Linked DNA regions of Homo sapiens: region 1 is linked to region 2. Evidence: chromatin loops called from intact Hi-C (ENCODE). Cell type or tissue: mammary epithelial cell. All regions are shown on one strand. Each heading gives the region's core, and the rest is flanking DNA. Links, peaks and the distances in the headings are about the cores only. Region 1 overlaps RCAN1 (regulator of calcineurin 1). Region 2 overlaps RCAN1 (regulator of calcineurin 1).

The links. A loop is a pair of places that touch in the nucleus more often than their neighbours do. Peaks named below come from ENCODE experiments on the same cell type or tissue, not always from the same donor. Only the 100,000 strongest peaks of a DNase experiment are listed, where the experiment ranks them.
Region 1: it touches region 2 in a loop (8-fold over the local background); 7 of 110 quality-filtered maps call a loop at or near these places.

Annotation. Positions count from the first base shown.
Region 1 is chr21:34,538,892-34,548,884 of GRCh38, forward strand. The region is part of intron 1 of RCAN1 (regulator of calcineurin 1); the gene reads right to left. Among named protein-coding and RNA genes, the nearest start is that of KCNE1, 32 kb to the left of the region's middle. RefSeq lists an enhancer at 4,775-8,473 and a silencer at 5,146-5,295. In mammary epithelial cell, for the core only: a CTCF peak has its summit at 5,279 (motif pointing left); a DNase peak (open chromatin) is centred at 5,250; H3K27ac peaks cover 941 bases.
Region 2 is chr21:34,597,956-34,607,948 of GRCh38, forward strand. The region is part of intron 1 of RCAN1 (regulator of calcineurin 1); the gene reads right to left. Among named protein-coding and RNA genes, the nearest start is that of RCAN1, 12 kb to the right of the region's middle. In mammary epithelial cell, for the core only: a CTCF peak has its summit at 5,271 (motif pointing left); DNase peaks (open chromatin) are centred at 1,326 and 5,256; H3K27ac peaks cover 46 bases.

The sequences.
Region 1 (9,993 bases), core at 1,238-9,237, 59 kb before region 2:
GACCAACCCGCAAGGCCCAAGCTCAAGGAATTAGAAGGCTCCAGACTTGCACCCTAAGTTAATCATCTGAAGTCTCAGAAATGTGACAGCCTTTAAACTGAACACTACAAAAATGCTGCTTATTCCACTCCAAATCATTAGCTCATCATCCATGTAAGGAGCTTCAAGAAGAATATCGGTAAGATTAGCGGTAAATTCAAACAGTTTAAACTTTCAGTATAAACCGCATCAACTCAAATCCCGAATACTGACTCAACAATTTCACTCCTAGGAATTTATTCTAAAGAAATCCTCATGGCTGTGGGCAAACATTAGATGCAAATATGTTCCTGCAAGGCAAATAAAATATGCAAAAATATAGTTTTATGTAAATAAAATACATCAAGATCCGTGATCAGATAATATACATGCTAAATTCATTCAGTAGACTATAGAGCCACTCATAGTAAGGTGGTGAAAACTAATGACATGAAAAGATGTTCAAGACTTGCTGTTAGGAGAAAAAACCAGGTTACAAAGCAATGTTTATTGTTCTCATTTTGGTGAAAAGAAAGAATATGTGTGATAGTATTAGAAGACTCCTGTGTTTTTCTTCTTGATTATTTGGATTTGGATTATTTAGATTCTAGCATGAATTTCCACAATGAACACTTATTACTTTTATAATAACAAAAAAGCTTCTCCTTTCCCCTTCCCTCACTAGATGCTATATATCAATGGTCAAGGTAACCGTGGTTAACAGACACAATATGTAAGGGTAAAGGTTAGTTGGAGAGAAAATCGACTTTGCCTGTTTTTGTGTAGTGGTTTGGTATCACGGCTTTTAATATTTGCTCTGTATCTGTTATGCACAATCTCTAAACCTGCTCATTTTAACCCATTAACATTTTGGAGTGCTAGTTATTGAAAGAATCCTATTTCATACCTAGAAACAGGGATTTCACCAGAAAATACTGATTTTGTCTTTCTTTGATTACCTCTCCTGCCTGCCATCTTTATCTGGTGAAATTCTCATTTAATCAGTAGTGTTGGCTGAGCCATTCTCACTGGAGTCAGGGCTGTCTGAGTGCCAGGGGACACTCATCTGAATTGTTTCTTGTCACTGCCATGTCCCTACATCTATTCCTTGCTCACCTGCATTATTTTCCCCATTCTTCTTGCAGTCCCAGAATCACATCCAAGCCCCTTTTCTTTCTCCCTGGATGACCCCTTCCTCTGAATCTCCTTTCTAACAAGACTGGAAGGTTACATAATAAACTTCTCCCCATTACAGCATTAATGATGACAGTTGTTTAATATATAAGGCCTTCCCAGAGAATTTGTATTTAATCAGCAAATTCTGGAGATCAGTCTGCATCTCAAAGGAATGCATTGCTAAGGGGAAAATTCCAGGCAGTAAGTCAGTTACAGGGGAAAATTCTCTGCACAGGTGGGCTCTTCCGGGGCTGGGTGCTGCCTACGTATTGTTCAAGCACCTACACTGAGCAGATTCTTGCATGGACTGACTGGGATTAAGGGCAGACTTCCAAGAAATCACTCATGTCTCCATTCATTCAACCACCATTTGTTAAAGATCTCCCACGTGACTTCTCGAACTCCTTGGCTGGGTAAAATTACCCCTAGTTCTTAGTATTTACCACACTTTAATTGATTTCCTTCACCGAACTAAGGGTAGACCAAGCCAGAGACCCTGGAACCCTTAAAACCCTTCATAAACATTTGTTGAACAAATGCATGCAGCCAAGTAACTGACTCTTCCTTAGAGATATAAAGATGAGGAAGGTATGGTTATTCCTTCAAAAAGCTCACAGTGGGCCAGGCGTGGTGGCTCACTCCTGTAATCCCAGCACTTTGGGAGGCCGAGGTGGGCAGATCATGAGGTCAGGAGTTCGAGACAAGCCTGACCAACATGGTGAAACCCTGTCTCTACTAAAAATACAAAAATTAGCTGGGCGGGGTGGCGGGTGCCTGTAATCCCAGCTACTTGGGAGGCTGAGGTAGAAGAACCGCTTGAACCTGGGAGGTGGAGGTTGCAGTGAGCCGAGATCGCACCACTGTATTCCAGCCTGGAATACAGAGCGAGACTCTGTCTCAAAAAGAAAAAAAAGCTCACAGTGAAATCAATCAAGAAATACTAAGCCATGACCAGGTGCTCAGTAGTCTACTAGGGCCTCCAAAAGCCTCAGTTTCTGTCCCTACAGGGGCTTAAGATGGAAGCTTGAGTGATGAGACTGCAGCTCCAGTGATAATATAAATGATCTCTCTTGTGTGTCACAGACACTCAGAGCTCAGGATACTAGAAGTGGAGCGTAGCAATCAGAAAAGTCTAGCTAGGTATATAAGAATCCCATCTCAACCTCCAATTGGTCCAGTTACAAAAAGTCCTACAGATGAAGGACTTGAGAATAGGGTTAGGCTTTAAATAAGTGGGAAAAAGATATACCTCTGCATTTCCTCATTACTACCTAAAAAGAAAAGGTATAAGGAAAGCTTTCCCCAATCAACCTACACAAGAATCTGCTCAGTGTAGGCGCTTATACTAGTTAGTTAACGTTCCACTATCATCCACTGTCATGTGGCATCAAATAAGCAGGTGCTTTTATTAAAGGACATATATACTTTACTCATTTTGAACAAATTTGATGGCTTGTATTTTTTTGCATGGCATTGGGTTAGTGCTAATATCTATTAACGGATGTCCTGGATTTCTTAGGAAATCCTACCTTTGCATATTTCATTTTAAAAATAAATGCTATTCACGGGGCGGGAGCGATGGCTCACGCCTGTAATGCCAGCACTTTGGGAGGCCGAGGTGGGTGGATCACAAGGTCAGGAGATAGAGACCATCCTGGCTAACACGGTGAAACACTGTCTCTACTAAAAACACAAAAAACTAGCCAGGCGTGGTGGCGGGTGCCTGTAATCCCAGCTACTCGGGAGGCTGAGGCAGGAGAATGGTGTGAACCCAGGAAGTGGAGCTTGCAGTGAGCTCAGATTGCGCCACTGCACTCCAGCCTGGGTGACAGAGTGAGACTCCATCTCAAAAAAAATAAAATAAATAAAAAAAATTTTTTTAATGCTATTCATGCAACACATTTTTAAAATTTTGGTAAGGACATAAAAATAAATACATTGGACAAAATCTTGTGTTTCTGCATACACCCAAATTTGGGCTTGGAAAGTGCCTATAAACAGAGGTGAGGTGGGGAGGATGCCATGTGTGGTGTGGTGGGATGTCATAGGTAGCTATGATAAAGACAATTCTGGAAGAACAAATTCTCTGAAGATGGCTGCAACACTGTCTCCTACTCCACATGCTCTCCTACAGCCTTGCCATTCCTGTTGGGAGAAGGAATGTATGTCCCCTGCCCTTGAATGTGGAGGACCTTTGTGAGTGCCTCAAGTGACACTATATGGTGGAAAAGACACCAAGTTTAGGTCATAAAAAGCCATGCCCTTCTGCCTTGTTCTCTCGGGGCACTTCCTCTTGGAACCCAGTTGCCCACCATGCTTTCAGGAAGCCCAAGCAGCCCATGAAGAGCCCATACAGAGACGAACTGAGGCTGCTGGCCCAGAGCTCTGGCTGAGCTCCTCACTGGCAGCTGGTATTTTTGCCAGCTATATAAGTGTGACAACTTGGGAGTGGACCCTCCAGTCGCCAGCCAAGGGAAACCCAGAGGATGATGCATGGAGGAGAGAAGAATCATCTCTGTGCAAACTGCAGATTCACAAGCAAAACAGATGACTATTGTTATTTACAGCCATTACGTTTTGGGTGGCTTGTTGTGCAGCAATAGTAACTGGAACAACATTTCTGCGATGGGCAGAAGTGGCAAGGATTGTAACTCATTAGACTCAGAAGGCGAGGTCACCTGAGTAAGCAGGGTCCTTAGTGGAACAGTGGGTGTAAGAGGAAGGAGAGATGGGTGGGTGTGGGGCTTCTTGCCATCTACATATGTAGGGTCTGCCTTTTACTTGCACATCTGTGAGAGGTGTACAACAGAGTTGTAGAAGTATGGACTCTGGAGCCAGGCCACCTGGGTCTGAACCTGGTGTTCCATTTCTTAGCTGTGTGACCTTGGGCAAGGTTCTCAAGTCCCATGTGCTTCAGATTCTTCATCTGTAAAGAGGATAATCACAGGACCTACCTCATGTGGTGGTGGTGGCACAAATTGACCTAATGCCTACATTGAGGCTTGGTGCATAGGAAGTTTCCATGAAAGCGTTCACTGTTATGATCCACATAGGTGTGGGCCTCAGACTATGAGCTGGGCTGAATGACAGCCCCTCCCTAGTCCCTGGAGCTTGTAAATATGTTGCCATACATGGAAGAAGGGACTCTGCAGGTGTGACTAAGCTAAGGATCTTGAGACTAGGAGATGATGGATTACCAGGGTGGGCCCAGTGTAATCAAGGTGTCTTTATAAGCAGGATATGGCAGGGCTGGAGTCGGAGATGGAGACAGGATGATGGAAGCAGAGATTCGAGTGATATGGGGCCATGAGCCAAGGAAAGTGGGAGTCTTTGGAACCTGGGAAAAGGCAACGAAACGGATTTTGCCCTAGAAGTAACGCAGCCAGGCTGACACCTGATTTTAGCCCATTGAGACTGATTTTGGAGTTTGATCTCCAGAACTGTACAGTCATAAATCTGTGCTGTTTTCAGCCACTAAAATTGTTTGGTAATCTGTTACATCAGCAACAGGAAGCAAATACAAATTTAAGACTGGAGAAAGGTAGCTTTATAGAACATCCAGCAGCTAGAATGTTCAAAGGAAGTTGGGCTTTGGAATCAATAAACTGCTGTCCTTTTATTTCTTCTTCTCCTGACTTAGGCTTCGAGGGATGACATTTTCTTTTTAATCCTAGCATGTGAAGTGGCCAAAGCTCAGGCTTGGGTGTCAGATGGGCCTGGGCAGGAACCCTGGCTGCAGTCCTTACTTGCTGGGGGTCCTCAGTCAACTGGTGGTGCTGGCCAAGATGACCACAGTGGCACTGACAGCCAGAGTCAGTTGCCTGCTAGCCATTCGGAGTGGTCAGTGCCCACGAGGTACCAGTTACTATGTGCTATGAATATTATCTCTAGACTGAATCCTATGAACTTCAGTTTCCTCATTTGCAATTTGGGAACAATCTAAGTCAAAGGTTGTTGTAGAATGTGCATAGGTAGGTGCTTTTCAGACTGTGGCTGCCACAGCAGCAGTAGCTGCCTTACTTGGCAACTTGCCAGAATTCTTGCCCTACCTATTGTGGTAGGCTGAATTCTCAAATGGCCCCCTGGTGGACAAGCTTTGCATGATCCCGGGACTCTGTGATGGATTCTGTTTCCACAGTTAGGTTATATTACCCTGGGAGATTATGTGGGGTGAACACTTAAAAGGGACCGGGTTCTTTCTGAAGTCGGAGAAAGGATGGGAGAGACATTCTCTGTTGCTGATTCTGAAGATGGAGGGGGCCATGTGGCAAGGACTGAGAGTGGCCTCAAGGAGCTAGAGTGGCCACGGGGATCTGAATGTGCTTAGAAGCAGATTCTCCGCAAGAGTCTCCAGACAGGAACGCAGCCCAGGAGAGAACCGGTTCCAGCCTTGTTAACCTTGAGCAGAGAACCCTGTTGTGCACATGGTGATTTCTGACCTACAGACCTGTCAACTAAGAAATGGGCATTGTAAGCCACTAGATTTGTAGTAATTTGTCACACAGCAATAGAAAACTAATATATATTTACTGAATCAGAAACTCTGCTGGTTTTTGTTTGTTTGTTTGAGACAGGGTCTCACTGTGTCACCCAGGCTGGTCTCAACGAGCCTTTGCTGAATCTCTTCCTTGTCAGAGGAGACTGCTGGTCCCCAAGATAGAAAGTAAAGGAGACCCAGCCCTGCTGTCAGGAAGCACCCGCCTCGGGTTGGAGTAAAAGTCACACATGGGACGGGGCTGTAAGTCTCAGCAAACAGCAGTGCGAGGGACGCACGTGGAAGAGGGGTAGTGAGGGCACCTTGTGGGCAGGAGAGCCTTTTAAAGACTGTATGACGTGAACTCCAAGATCTATCCTTGAAGGCCAGGGAGTGGTTGAAAGATGGAGCCCTCTGATTTCTGACTTCACTTCTGCAAAGCCTACTGTGTCATTTACTCCTCACCATCAGTGGAGCGAGAGCCTCTGGGACCACGTCTCCCGAGTCCCATGCCTGCCATCATGGTGCGGGCTGGACCAGCCTTCTTAGTGGGATATGTTCCCCATAGAAAGTAAACCAAGAGGCAAAAGCAAAGCAAAGCTACGAAAGCAGGCTCAGTGCCCCCGCCCCTTGTTTCAGTGTCACCTCAAGTTTGCTTCTTGCTCTCAGAGGGAGATCACAGCATTGCACAACGGGCAGTGTTGACTATTTGCTGGCCCTTGTCACCCACCCTTCCAAAACTCGGGCAGAGGACAATCTGAACACCAGTGTGACAGTTTCTAACAAAAGGCTTTGCTAGTACAGTGCCTGAGTGTGGGTGTCCACTGAAAACTAATTTCAGCCCTGACTAAGAAAGGCATCTCAGAAATGAGGAAGTGTATTTTGGGCTCCTGTGGTTTCTGATGAAAAATGCTGCAATGTGGGGCATGGGTGAAAGGGAAACACTGAGAAAATAGATGTGACCCCCAGTATGCTTCCTTGAAGAAGTGGGGGGCTGGCCAGGCCAGGCACAAAGATCCTTTGTGTTCCCTGAGCCTGTGACTTCTCCCGCTGTTTCTCAGCAGTTACACTAACGACATTGTGGAGGAAACAGCTTCTCCTTGCATGGCCCTGCCCCTTGCACTCTAGACTGTTTAGCCTCCCTGCTGGTCAGTCCCCTCTCCCTACAAATGCCAGCAGCTTTCCCCCAGTCCTTGCTGCAACCACAAAGTCTCGCAAGGATTTTCAAATGCCACTGGGAGGATAGCGGTGCCACCCATGGAGAATAATGACCCCAGGCCCTAAAATGAAACAGGTTGCTCTAACATTCGAAGAATAGCCCCAGCACACCAAATGCATTCACTTAATTTCTTGTTCAACAGAAAAGAATGACCTCTTTTAATACAGAGCTGCTTTGAAACATGTCATTTCAAACAGGTCCTAAGAAGATCCTGATATTTGTCTGTATCTTAACTGGATCTCTGTGGGTTGAAAAACGCTCATAGAAATGTTGAAGGACATCAGTCAATCTTTAATAAGATGAGATTTCTCAGAGATACAACATGCTGTTTGACCATCTGAAGGATGCTAAAAGAAAGTGATTTACTGAAATAAAATAGATAACAAACATTTCAGTGACTTAGAAAATGGCGAGAAATCACGTCAGGCAAGTTTATATTTTTGTGTTAAAAAATCCCCACCTAACAACACTCTCTTCCTTACATTTCTTCCCAGCAGGCCAAGAACTTACTAAACTCTGGCTCTAGAAGAAAATGACATTAAAATGCTGACTTTACAGGTATATAGTCTAGCATTTGTTGGCAGTTACTTATTAGTTTTTTTTTTTTTTTAGAAATGTAAAAACTATTTTCTTTGTTTCAAACGAATAGGCTCTAACTTAAAATAATTTACTTGTACAATTAAATTGTCTGAAAAACCCCAACAATGCTGTTAACACGTTGTTAACAGGTACACAACTCCCCTCTATTTTAGGAGCTGACGCAAAGAAGACAGCACAAACATGAACAAGAAAACAATCGCTGTCGCTTAAAAGCAACACCGTCTTAGCAGTTTAAAGACAGACACTGCATGCTCACATACTAACAATAATTATGAGTCTCCAACTCAGAGGGTAGAAGTCAGAAGACGCAAACAACATCCACCGTACCAGGAACTGAAGAATAGGAGGAAGCAGGTTTAGAATAGCAATGGGTTTTTCCCTGAGATGTACATTTTACAAGAAGCATTCAATTCCATTTTAGATATGGAAAAAGAGCGTGTTTTTCCCATTAAAAGGGGGAAACAGGAAAAGTATAAGTAGCTTGACCCATTATTATGTCCTACCTGGAAAAAAGTTTTTTTAAGTGGAGAAAATGATTAGTCATGAGTGCATGACTTATTAAAAATGACTTTCTGGGTAACAGAGACCAGATAATACCTACGTGAATAAATCTCTCCCCAAACCCTAGTTTGGGGCCCACACTTTTGCAAGGTCTCCAGTGAGTAAGACAGTAAATTCTGTGGCTGGCGTTTTCTTTGGAACACAAAGGGTCGCAAACAAACTCCTACTCAGCTGCAGCCACTACCCCTGCCAAAATTGAGTAGCTGAGGATTCAGCGAAGGGTTCGGGTTCCACGTCACCCAGGTGCTACAGGAGCCTGAGCCCAGGAGCGGGGACTGTCCCACATGCCAAGAGAATAGGGCATATCCAGGAGTCCAGGCCCATCACAGCAGCCAGGTTTTTACCTAGGTCTACTACTCTTTCCACATCACAGCTTCCCCTCACCTTTCTCCCCCTCCCTCACCTGCTCACTGCCATGTATGGGAATGCACCCCAGGAAACACACAATTTTGAAAAACATCGTCCCAAGAGAAAAAGGCTGTCATGAAGAGGCCAGGCAAATGACCTCAATTAAGTACTTTGTCCAATGCTAATGGATTGAATTCTGTTCCCCTAAAATTCACATGTTGAAGTCCTAACACCCAGTGCAATGGTGCTATGGTTTGAATGTGTCCCCCAAAAGTTTATGTGTTAGAAACTTAATTGCCATTTTAACAGTGTTGAGAGGTAGGGCCTTGACAAGGTGAGGAGGCCACGAGGGCAGAGCCCTTACAAAGGGATTCATGCCATTGTTGCAGGAGTGGGTTAGTTATCCTGGGAGTGGGCTCCTGATAAAAAGGATGAGTTTGGCTCCATGTCCTCTCCCTGTCTCCTGTGCTTGCTTCAGCTTCTGCCTTCTGCCATGCGATGACCCTCACCAGATGCTGGCACCATGCTCTTAGACTTTTCAGCTTCCAGAACCGCAAACCAAATAAATCTCTTTTATTTATAAGTTACCCAGTCTGTGGTGTTATGTTATAGCAACAGAAAATGGACTAAGACATGGTATTTGGAGGTGAGGCCTTTAGGAGGTAATTAGGGTTAGGTGAAGTCAGGTGAGTAGAGTCCTTTTTGCAAGAAGGTGACAGTCTACAAGCCAGGAGGAGAGCCCTCACCAGGAATCAACCATGCTGGCAGCCTAACCTCAGACTTCTCAACATCCAGAACTGTGAGAAATAAATTTCTATTGTTTAAGGCACCTAGAATAGGGCATTTTGTTATAGCAGCCCGAGCAGATGAAGACACCTACCACCACTCAGCTTTGGAACCAGGATTCTGAACCAAAGCCTATAGATCCTATGTTCTTAACAACTGCATTTTACTACTCTTTGAGAAGAACTGAATTTAGCCAATCAATGTAATTTCACATTGATTTTCATTACTTTTGCTTTCAAAGTTACATATGAAATTTTTTTTGCATGGCTAGATATGTGCTGGATGACTAAGAATTTTATAATTGGCATATCAATAATCAAATCAGTTTTCCTAATAAAATGACATGTCTGATTTCTGCAAAAGCTCTTCAGTGTCCTCTCAAACTGAGAAAGCTGGAAAGTAGAGTTTTCAAAAGAGTAAAAATAATAATAAAAAAAAGTTAAGGCAGTACTGCTGAGAATTTAAATTCTCTGCAATGTCGAAACTTTTGAAATATAAAACTTTTAAAAACAGTTTCACTGAGGTATACCTTACATCCCATTTTAGCACTTGTAAAACCTTTGTCTTTAACTGTATTGTGATAACATTGATATCCTGCTTAACATAAGAAATATTATTTTAATTGAAAACATTATTCATGATAATTTAAAAAGCTGCTATTAACTTCTACATCTGTCAGTAAATCTACTAAAGTTTAGTTCAAAATATGCCGGCAAAGGAATCTTAAATTCTCTTAGTGCCATCTAAATAAAACTGTATTTCTTCTAAGTTCTATTGTAAACAAAGCAAAGGACTATGCCAGAATATATAG
Region 2 (9,993 bases), core at 1,178-9,177:
GAATCTAAAACATAAATACAAATTAAAGAAATAGATAGGGTCTATATAAAGAAAACTTCCACCCTGTACTGAGTAGAGAAAAGATGGCTTACATAAGTAGAATAACACCACAGGAACCTAGGATGTAAAGACGTCAACTCTCCCTAAGTAACTATAAACCCAAAGCAATCTCACTCAAAATATTAACAGGTTTGGATGTTCCATTTTCGTTTTCATTCTTGTAAGGGAGTAGAGGACAGTTTGAAAGTAACAGTATACTTCTAGAGTTCCCAAAGAAGAAGCAGCAAATGATACTAGCCAGGAAAACAAATACTGGAAAAAAAGAATAGGACAATTCACTGTATTAATTGTTAAATCACGCTAAAATGTAAGATCACAGTCATGAAAACAGTAGTATGAAACTGGCTTAGAAATGAACAAAAAGATCAAGAGAAGAATCCTGATAGAAGAGCATATTTGATCATTTAGGTGGTATTTCAAATCTTCAAAGAAAGAGCACTGCTTAGCAAACAACATTGGAACATCCCACAGGTAACATGCAAACGAGAAAACCAGAAATCTAACTCACTCCTCATACCAGAATGTCCAGTGAATTAAAAGCAAACATCAACAACAAAAATGTACAAGTTCTAGAAGAAAACCTACTCCTATACATCTTGGCCTAGGTATGAAACAACCTCAGGAGAAAGGAAGGCAAAATTTCTGCATCTGAACTACAAATAAAAATAATACAAAATTCTATGGAGTAAAAACACCATAAAATCAAATGGCAAACTGGAGAAAATATCTGTAATATGTGCAGTAAGGTACTAATTTCCTTAATAAGCAAATAACTTACATATTCCTAAGTACAGACGATAAACTCACCAGAAAAGTAGCGCAAGATATACACAATCAGTTTATAGAGGAAAAAAAGCAACAACTGACTAATAAGCATATGGAAGGGTCAGCTTTGTTCCTAATTAAGGAAAAGCAAATTCAAACAAGATGATACTATTTTACGTCTATCAGAGATCCTGGCAATGATTCAAAATGATTTCTAATCCCCAGTACTGGTGAGAATGTGGGCAGAGAGGAACTCATGCGATGCTGGGGGTAATACATCAGTATAAACAGTTTGCAGAGCAAACTGACAGTATCTATTAAAACGTAAAGTAACCATACCTCCTGGCTCAGAAATTCCACTTCTAGCAATGTATCTTACAAATACATTTACATAAGGAAACAAAGAATGCTATTTGCAACATTATTTATAATAGGGAAAAAAACCTGGCAACAACCTAAATGACAATCAATAGGAATAGCTGGTTGAGTTGTGTTATGTTCTAATCATGAATCATCAGGGAGTCATCAAAAGAAGTGCATTAAATTAGCTGGGTGTGGTGGCAGGTGGCTGTAATCCCAGTTGCTCAGGAGGCTGAGGCAGGAGAATCATTTGAACCCGGGAGGTGGAGGTTGCAGTGAGCCGAGATCACGCCACTGCACTCCAGCCTGGGCGACAGAGTGAGACTGTTTCAGAAAAAAGAAATACATTGAGTCTACTGACAAGATATCCACAACATGTTAAAAAGCCAAGTAGCAAAATATAGTATGCAATCTAATACTACGTAATGTAAACATGCAGATGGTACCTATTTAAGTGTATTTATCTTTCCAAACACACCACATATGTTTATACATGTGTGTGAAAGGGTATACATACACTCAACAGAGGCTATCCCTAAAGAAGGGTTGAGAGAAGATGGGATACCAACTATTACTTTGATAGTTAATTACGCCTCTGTGATTTGAGGCGTAATTAACAAAGTGATAGTTGGTCATAAAAAAATCATCTAACGAATGTGACAATCTATAGTTGGTGCCTACTATCAGCAAACGGTACTTACTATGAGTCATGCTCTTCATGCATTTCTCCCCAGTGCCATTAAATAGCCTCATGGGCAGCATGACCAATAGGTGTAGACCTATTGCAACTGGTGGGTAACTTTTTGCTTAAGTCAGCTTGTAATGGCTGTGTTGTGTTCTCTGGCTAGAAGGGTAGATAAGGGATAAGTTACCCTGAACCTAAAGCACGAGAACTGGCCCCAACAACCAAGAGTCCAGATCACGCTATGCTAAAGCCCCTCACTCCAATCTTCAGTCCCCTGGTACCTCCCTATGACACAGGTGGCTCACAGAACCATCACTGGGGACAGACTGCTGGGTGGCATGCTGCTGCAGGGCTAAGAATCGCGTTTTTAAAGGTTAGTTCATTTAATTAAAAGCACAGCAGGGTGCTGCCTACTTTCATTAAGAAAGGTCATCTTCCCCAGCATATTCTAATGGAAACCAGGGCAGCATTCAGAGATAGGAACCATCACAAGTTGATTTTGCTCTCTTAAGGTAAGATACGGCAAAGAATGACCAGCCACCTCCTAGCAGGGTGCTGAGGCTGGCTGGTGCAGTAGGTGGAGATTTAGCAGATGACAATGTATTTCTGAAAAGGTCTGTTTTTCCTCTAAAAGGCATTCTAGGAACCAGAGAGAGAAGGGAGAAAGGAGGGGAAGGGGAAGATCAGGAGAGAGGGAGGGAAAGGAAAGGAGGCGAGGAGACAGGAGAAAAACCTCACCACCAAGCATTAGCATTTATTTCTCAATTGCAATATTTTTATTTTAAGTTGTGCTAAGAAGCCTAGGATTTCTTTCTTCAATAATAATGATTTTTATGCTTTATAGTTCATGAGGCTTTCATATTCATTATGTTGAGATTTATTTTCAAAAAAGTGTTTAGAGTCTTAAGTTGTTTGCAACTTTGTAGCAAAGCTCATTTCACATTAAAACATCCTTTTAGCAAAGTCTCAACATACTATAGTGAAATTAATACAGGTTTTTCTAAGCATTTATAAGTGTTAATAAGCCATGCCAGTCTGCTGGCATAGCATATATGGTGCTGCGGTATTCTGAATATTCAGTATCTAAATCTGTTCATTTCATACACACATGCACGTGTGTTCACAAACACACATGCATGCAGGCACACACCACTGCAAAATTTTTAAGCTGCAGGACCCCCTGGCCTGAAAAAATGCACACAGCTTCTGAAAGTGCCTAAGTTACTCATGGGAAAATAAAGCTTATTATTTAATGGACTTAACAATATTTTCTTGTTCATGATGATGTTTTACTTCCACTGATACACAAATATTTATTAAGTGCCTACTATGTGGCAGGCACTGTCCCAGGAACAGGTTAAGCAGCTGCAAGCAATGTAGACACTGTAATTTCTGCATTTTAATAAAATTGCTAACTCATACTAAATACTTACTATGAGCCTGATATTATTGTAAGCCCTCTATTTGTATTATGTCTTTTCATCCTCACAACACAACCCCAGGAGGTAGGAGCTTTTATAATCCCACTTGATAAACCAGGAGACCTAAGTGCAGAGAAGTTAAGTTACTTGCCCAAGGTCACACAGCTGGTTACTGGCAGAACTGGGATTTGAATCCAGACCAACCCTCCTTACTGCTGTACATTGATGTAGTTTAACAAGAACAACTCTAAACTAAGGTGGGTGTCCATCTATAAAGAAGGTGAATGCTAGGCTGGGCACGGTGGCTCACACCTGTAATCCCAGCACTTTGGGAGGCCAAGGTGGGCGGATCACGAGGTCAGGAGATCGAGATCATCTTGGCTAACACGGTGAAACCCCATCTCTACTAAAAATACAAAAAATTAGCCAGGCGTGGTGGTGGGCGCCTGTAGTCCCAGCTACTTGGGAGGCTGAGGCAGGAGAATGGCGTGAACCTGGGAGGCGGAGCTTGCAGTGAGCCGAGATCGTGCCACTGCACTCCAGCCTGGGCAACAGAGTGAGACTCTGTCTCAAAAAAAAAAAAAAAAAAAAGAAGGTGAATGCTGTCCACATTCAGGATTCAGAGATAACAGTGATCACATGTGTAGGTATAGACACCTTCACACTCACTGCACTCTCAGCTGAGCCATGAAAATTACTAAGATTAATAAGCAGCAACAAAACCTGCACCTAAAGAAAATAGATGCACAGAAAAATAAGCAAAAAATTAAACATTGACCTAATATAAAACTGGTAACAACATATTCATTGACATTAAAACAAGATCCTTCATAAAGACTAAATAAATATTTTCTGAGTATCTCCTGTCCTTGATACGATCACAAACGTTACCATGCTACATGCAATTCTCACAGCATCCTAGTAAGCCACCATCTAGACCTCTTTACAGACACAAAGCTGAAGATGCTCAGAATCTCAGGCACAGCCCCGAAGGCAGCCAGCTGGGTCCACTTCATTCCAAGCCACAAATGCAACACAGAATGCTCTGTGCTGCCTCTGCATAACCACCCCTTTCACTAAATGCAGGAAGTCACCCCCACAACCAACAAGCTCTATACCCGCACCCCATTTCACCCTGTGTCTAGTTTGAAAGATACATCTTGAATTTAGCTATTCTAGAAAGAGATACCAATACAAATGAACCCTGAATCACTTTCCAAACACCTGCAGGTGTTTCCAGGCAGTTCATGAACTGTAACACAGTGAATTTTTCTGAAGGGTGGTCTGTTTTGAGGGGCTGCACAGCAGTTTTACTGATTGCGGACCAGACCACCTGAGATCTACAGGTTGGGATGCATGTGAGGGAAGCTGTACAAATTCCCCAGAATCGTGACTCCAGCCCAGAACACTGTCACTACTTGACTAGAGTGGTGGTAATTCTGGAATCATCCGGGTGACCTGCCTACCAGCAAAAGCTTTTCCTTCTTAATCTACTGAGTAACCTAATACCTGAAGCCAGCTCAGAAAATTCCCATTATCTCTGAAATAAAATGTTTTCATCTGAGTTCTCTCTCTGTATTTCTTTATGCTGATATTTTCATATTTCATATTCTTTTCATAATAATGCTGATAATTTCAGTCATCTTCAGGAGGAGGGTCATTCCTTTCAAAAGTCTCCCCTTCAGGTGAGCACGTTCCCCTATTTGTATTCTAAACAAAGCGGGCAGCATCTCCCAGCAGCAGGGAATAGGTCCACTCAGGAAGCGGCTTTCTCACCTGCACAGTTTCTGCTGGAGGGAGAGGGGTGTCTCTCCACTTGAAAGGTTCAATTACACACTTATCTTTATAATAATAGCTTCTCTGCAGCACAAGGCATGACTTCTCCCTTCTGAAAGTGCACTTTGCCTTTGATGCCTGAAATAAAGTGTAAGTCAACCAGCAAGCTCCACTGCAGCACACACATGAAGTTACTGCCCCCCGGCGGCGACCGCTGGTCTTTGAACAGCATTGGACAGGCCCTCGGTGCAAAGCTCTCCGGCCCCTCCACAAGCTGGAGACTGCTTCTCCCTACCTGCGGCCTGGGGACAGCCTTCCCTGGCAATATTACCGGGTTCCAGCTGGCTTGGACTCCCGAAGTCCCCCGGTTTGTATGCTCCGGGTTCTTTTGGATGGCGCTGGGAAAGGGGAGAACATTATTCGTTGGAGAATTAAGTGGGCAGAGTAAAACCAGCAGGCTGCAAGAAAAAAAGACCTGCTTTTGAGTTTTGCTAGTATCTATTGAGCACCCTTGAGGAAATTTCGTCACCCTTCTCAGCACGAATTTCTCACTGAAGAGATGAAAGGCACAGCCTTGGAAGAACCTTCTGGTCCCAGGACTTCGAGAACCCCAGAGTCGGATATCCAGTTACCCCGGGATTCCACAGTGCTTATTATTTTTATAAAGGGTGAAGAAGTCTCCTTCATCTATGAAATGGGGAAATAATAGTATATATCTTAGAAGGCTGTAAGAAGGATTCAAAGAGATGATGTACCTAAAATATCTGGCACAAGTGGTAAGTGCTAAGTAAATAGGAGACCTATAATTGATTGTAAGTATAATTGATTGTAAGTGCTAAGTGAATAGAGGACCTATAATTATAATTTATCACTCAAGCTTCAGAGTGGGAGAGGGTGCTACTAATGATTTCACTTGGATGACAGGCATAAGCCAGGATGGACAAAGTGGATGAGACATGTCACCTTATCAATCAATAATTGCCATCATGACATTTGGAAAAGTCTTCAATGTTGGCAGATGTTTTGAGAAACATTTTACTCAAGTGATCTGGCCTTGTGAGGCTATTTTTGGCAAATCTTCAAGCAGTAACTGGACAGAATCCGTCTTGGGGTCACTTCTTTTTTCTTTTTGAGACACAGCTCTGTTGCCCAGACTGAAGTACAGTGGCACAACCTTGGCTCATTGCAACCTCCGCCTCCCGGGTTCAAGCGATTCTCCTGCCTCAGCCTCCCGAGTAGCTAGGATTACAGGCGCCCACCACTACGCCCGGCTAATTTTTGTATTTTTTAATAGAGATGGGGTTTTGCCACGTTGGCCAGGCTGGTCTTCAACTCCTGACCTCAGGTGATCTGCCCGCCTCAGCCTCCCAAAGTGCTGAAATTACAGGGATAAGCCACAGCACCCGGCCATCTTGGGGTCATTTAAATCATCCCTGACACAGGGGTCATCTCAGATCAGTACTGTATATGTTTCCAAGACCAATTAAAGACACAAAGTTTAAGTGACTGAAATGTACCTCCTCTCTAGCCACATGCTGGACAAAACAGGGTACGGGTGTAAGCCAGAGAAGCTGTGTGGAAGAGAACTAGAATCACATTGAAGAAATGCTCTTTTTGAGCAGATTCCTACATGGAAAACTCTGATTTACCTTATGAGGGTGTGGGGAATGACAGGCAAGTGGGCTGTGAGTTCCGTGAAGGGAGAGGTGGTGTTTGTCATTCACCAAGATCTGTCTAGAGCTGTGCCCTCCTTACACTGGGGAAGTGGGCTGCCAGCCTGGGGCCCCACAGCTGGTTTTGCAACCAGCACAGTGCTCAGAACAGAGATGGCACCCAAAAGGTATTTGTTGAATAAATGAATGAATGAATGGATTGATGGAGCCAGGATTCAAATCTGGGTCTGCCTGGTGCCAGTGTCCAGGCACTGCCTTCCACCTGAGCAGCAGGGTGCCACCTGCCTGGCACGCCATCGGCATGCATAAACATCCATTACATATATGTGATAGTTAATATTAAGTGTCAACTTGATTGGATTGAAAGATGCAAAGTATTGTTCCTGAATGTGTCTGTGAGGGTGTTGCCAGAGGAGATTAACATTTGAGTCAGTGGACTGGGAAAGGCGGACCCACCCTCTATCTGCGTGGGCACCATCTAATCAGCTGTCAGAATAAAAGCAGGCAGAAGAATGTGAAAAGACTAAACTGGCTTAGCCTCTCAGCCTCCATCTTTCTCCTGCGCTGGATGCTTCCTGCTCTCAAACATTAGACTCCAGGTTCTTCAGCTTTGGGACTCAGACTGGCTTCCTTGCTCCTCAGCTTGTAGACAGCCTATTGTCGGACCTCACCTTGGGATTGTGTGCGTCAATACTCCTTAACAAACTCCCTTTTAACTCCTCTTTATATATATCGATCTATCCTATTAGTTCTGTCCATCTAGAGAACCCTAATATAATATAAATACATGACTGAAAGAATGAAGAGTCGTAACTCATGTGAATCTCTGTTTCCCGTAGGTAAAAACACTCTCTTCACAGAGCTATCCTAGGATTGAAATGAGATGTGAAAGATATATGAAAAATTCACTCGCATTAATGCCATGCTTTAAGATGATAAGCAGCAGCCAGGTGGAGTGGCTCACACCTGTAATCCCAGCACTTTGGGAGGCCGAGGCGGGTGGATCACAAGGTCAGGAGTTTGAGACCAACCTGGCCAACATGGTGAAACCCTGTCTCTACTAAAAATACAAAAATTAGCCGGGCGTGGTGGCAGGCACCTGTAATCCCAGCTATTCAGGAGGCCGAGGCAGGACAATCACTTGAACCCGGGAAGCAGAGGTTGCAGTGAGCTGAGATCGTGCCATTGTACTCCAGCCTGGGCAACAGAGCAAGACTCGGTCTCAGAAAAAAAAAAAAAAAAAAAGATGATGAGCAGCACAGGCTTTAGAGTTAGCTGAAACTGGGTTTGAGTCTAGGGATCAACAGTTCCTCACCTGTGTGACCTCAGACAGGTTTACTTGGCCTCAGATTCCTCCTCTATAGAATGGGGATGATAACAGTACCTATGCCACAGAGTTCTTGTAAAGATAAAATGATACGTCTTGTGGAGTCCTGATAAGTAAACAACAATGAGAAAGGGGCCCCAGATGGGAGAGAACAATGAACAGTGATTCTGAGAAATGGCCAATCACAAACAACCCCGGGCACAGTGACCTTTTTCAGCACATAGGCCCCTCCAGCGCAACCCTATAAAACTTCCTTCCAGCCTCTGCCGCTTGGCAGACGGCCCCTTCTCTGCTGTGCTGCCTGCTGCACCCTTGCAACATATTTTTATACTTTCTCTAATAAATCTGGCTTTCTTTACCTGCAACTGTCTTGGTAAATTCCTTTACTGCCTGTGACACTGACCCCGGCTAGGTGCACCCGTGACATGTATTACATAAATAGGGTACTTAATATACAAAATAAAGCACTTCATATTAATGAATAGAAACTATTTTATTATCTTTAAAATAAAGCACAAAGATTAACAAAAATTAAAGGTGATTATCATGGATTAAATGCTTGCATCCCCCAAGTCCAAATGCAGAAGCCCTAATCCCCAGTGTGGCTTTATTTGGAGATGAGGCCTCTAAGGAAGTAATTAGGCTAAAGGAGGTCAGAAGGGTGGGGCCCTAATATAATAGGATTAGTGCTCTTATAAGAAGAGACACCAGAGAGCTTGCTCCTCTCTCCACACACTGAGGAAAGACCACGTAGGGACACAGGGAGAAGGGGGCCATCTGCAGCCCAGAGGAGAGGCCTCACCAGAAAGAGACCATGCTGGGACCTCGACCTCAGACTTGCAGGCTCCAGAACTGTGGGAAATACATGTCTATTGCTCAAGCCTCCTAATCTGTGTTTTTTGTTATGGCAGCCTGAGAAGATTAATAATACAGTGATAAAATAAGACATGCTATTGTTATGTTGAGGAACTTTCTGAATTAAATAATATTTTTGTCTCTTAATCGTGAATTCAGGCCGACCTCAGATACCTCTCTCTTTGGCATTAATTATGATTGCACATGGGAATTTCATGCGGCACCTGCTGAAATTAGTAACAAAAGGAAAAGTACTGGACCTTTCCAAGTTATAAAAGGTTTAGCTTCCCGAGTTCTTTGTTCAGAAATATGGTGGGTAACTGCTCTTGATACTCAGAAACTTAGTAACCTAGCTATAGTCCTCTCAATGAAGTGTTCCATGTTAAACTATAGTGGCTAAAACTATTCTTTTATGGAGCTGAAGCTAAAAAGAAAAAAATCAGATTAGAAAAAAATCCTCTTTTTTTCCTCCAAATAAGTCTTTTTAATAATGTCAGGGATCCGTTTGGATTTGCTCCCTTTTTTTTTTTGAGACAGAGTCTTGCTCTGTATTCCAGGCTGTAGTGCAGTGGCGCAATCTCAGCTTACTGCAACCTCTGCCTCCAGGGTTCAAGCGATTCTCATGCCTCAGCCTCCTGAATAGCTGGGACTACAGGCGCGTGCCACCACACTGAGCTAATTTTTGTATTTTCTAGTAGAGATGGGGTTTCACCATGTTGGCCATGCTGGTCTGGAACTCCTGGCCTCCCAAAGTGTTGGAATTATAGGCATTAGTCACCACACCCAGCCTTAGAAAGAAATCTTAATATGCATTTCTAAACACTGATTGCTCCACAGAAGTCAAAAAAGTTTCCAAATTAAAAAATGTACTAATGAATATCTAACTGTGGTAGGCAGCCTATAGCAGGGATCGCCAACCTCCGGACCACAGACCAGTGCCAGTCCATGGCCTGTTAGGAAGCGGGCCACACAGCAGGAGGTGAGCAGCGGGTGAGCCAGCAAAGCTTCATCTGTATTTACAGCTGCTGCCCATTGCTCACATTACTGCCTGAGTTCCAGCGGCAGCAGAGT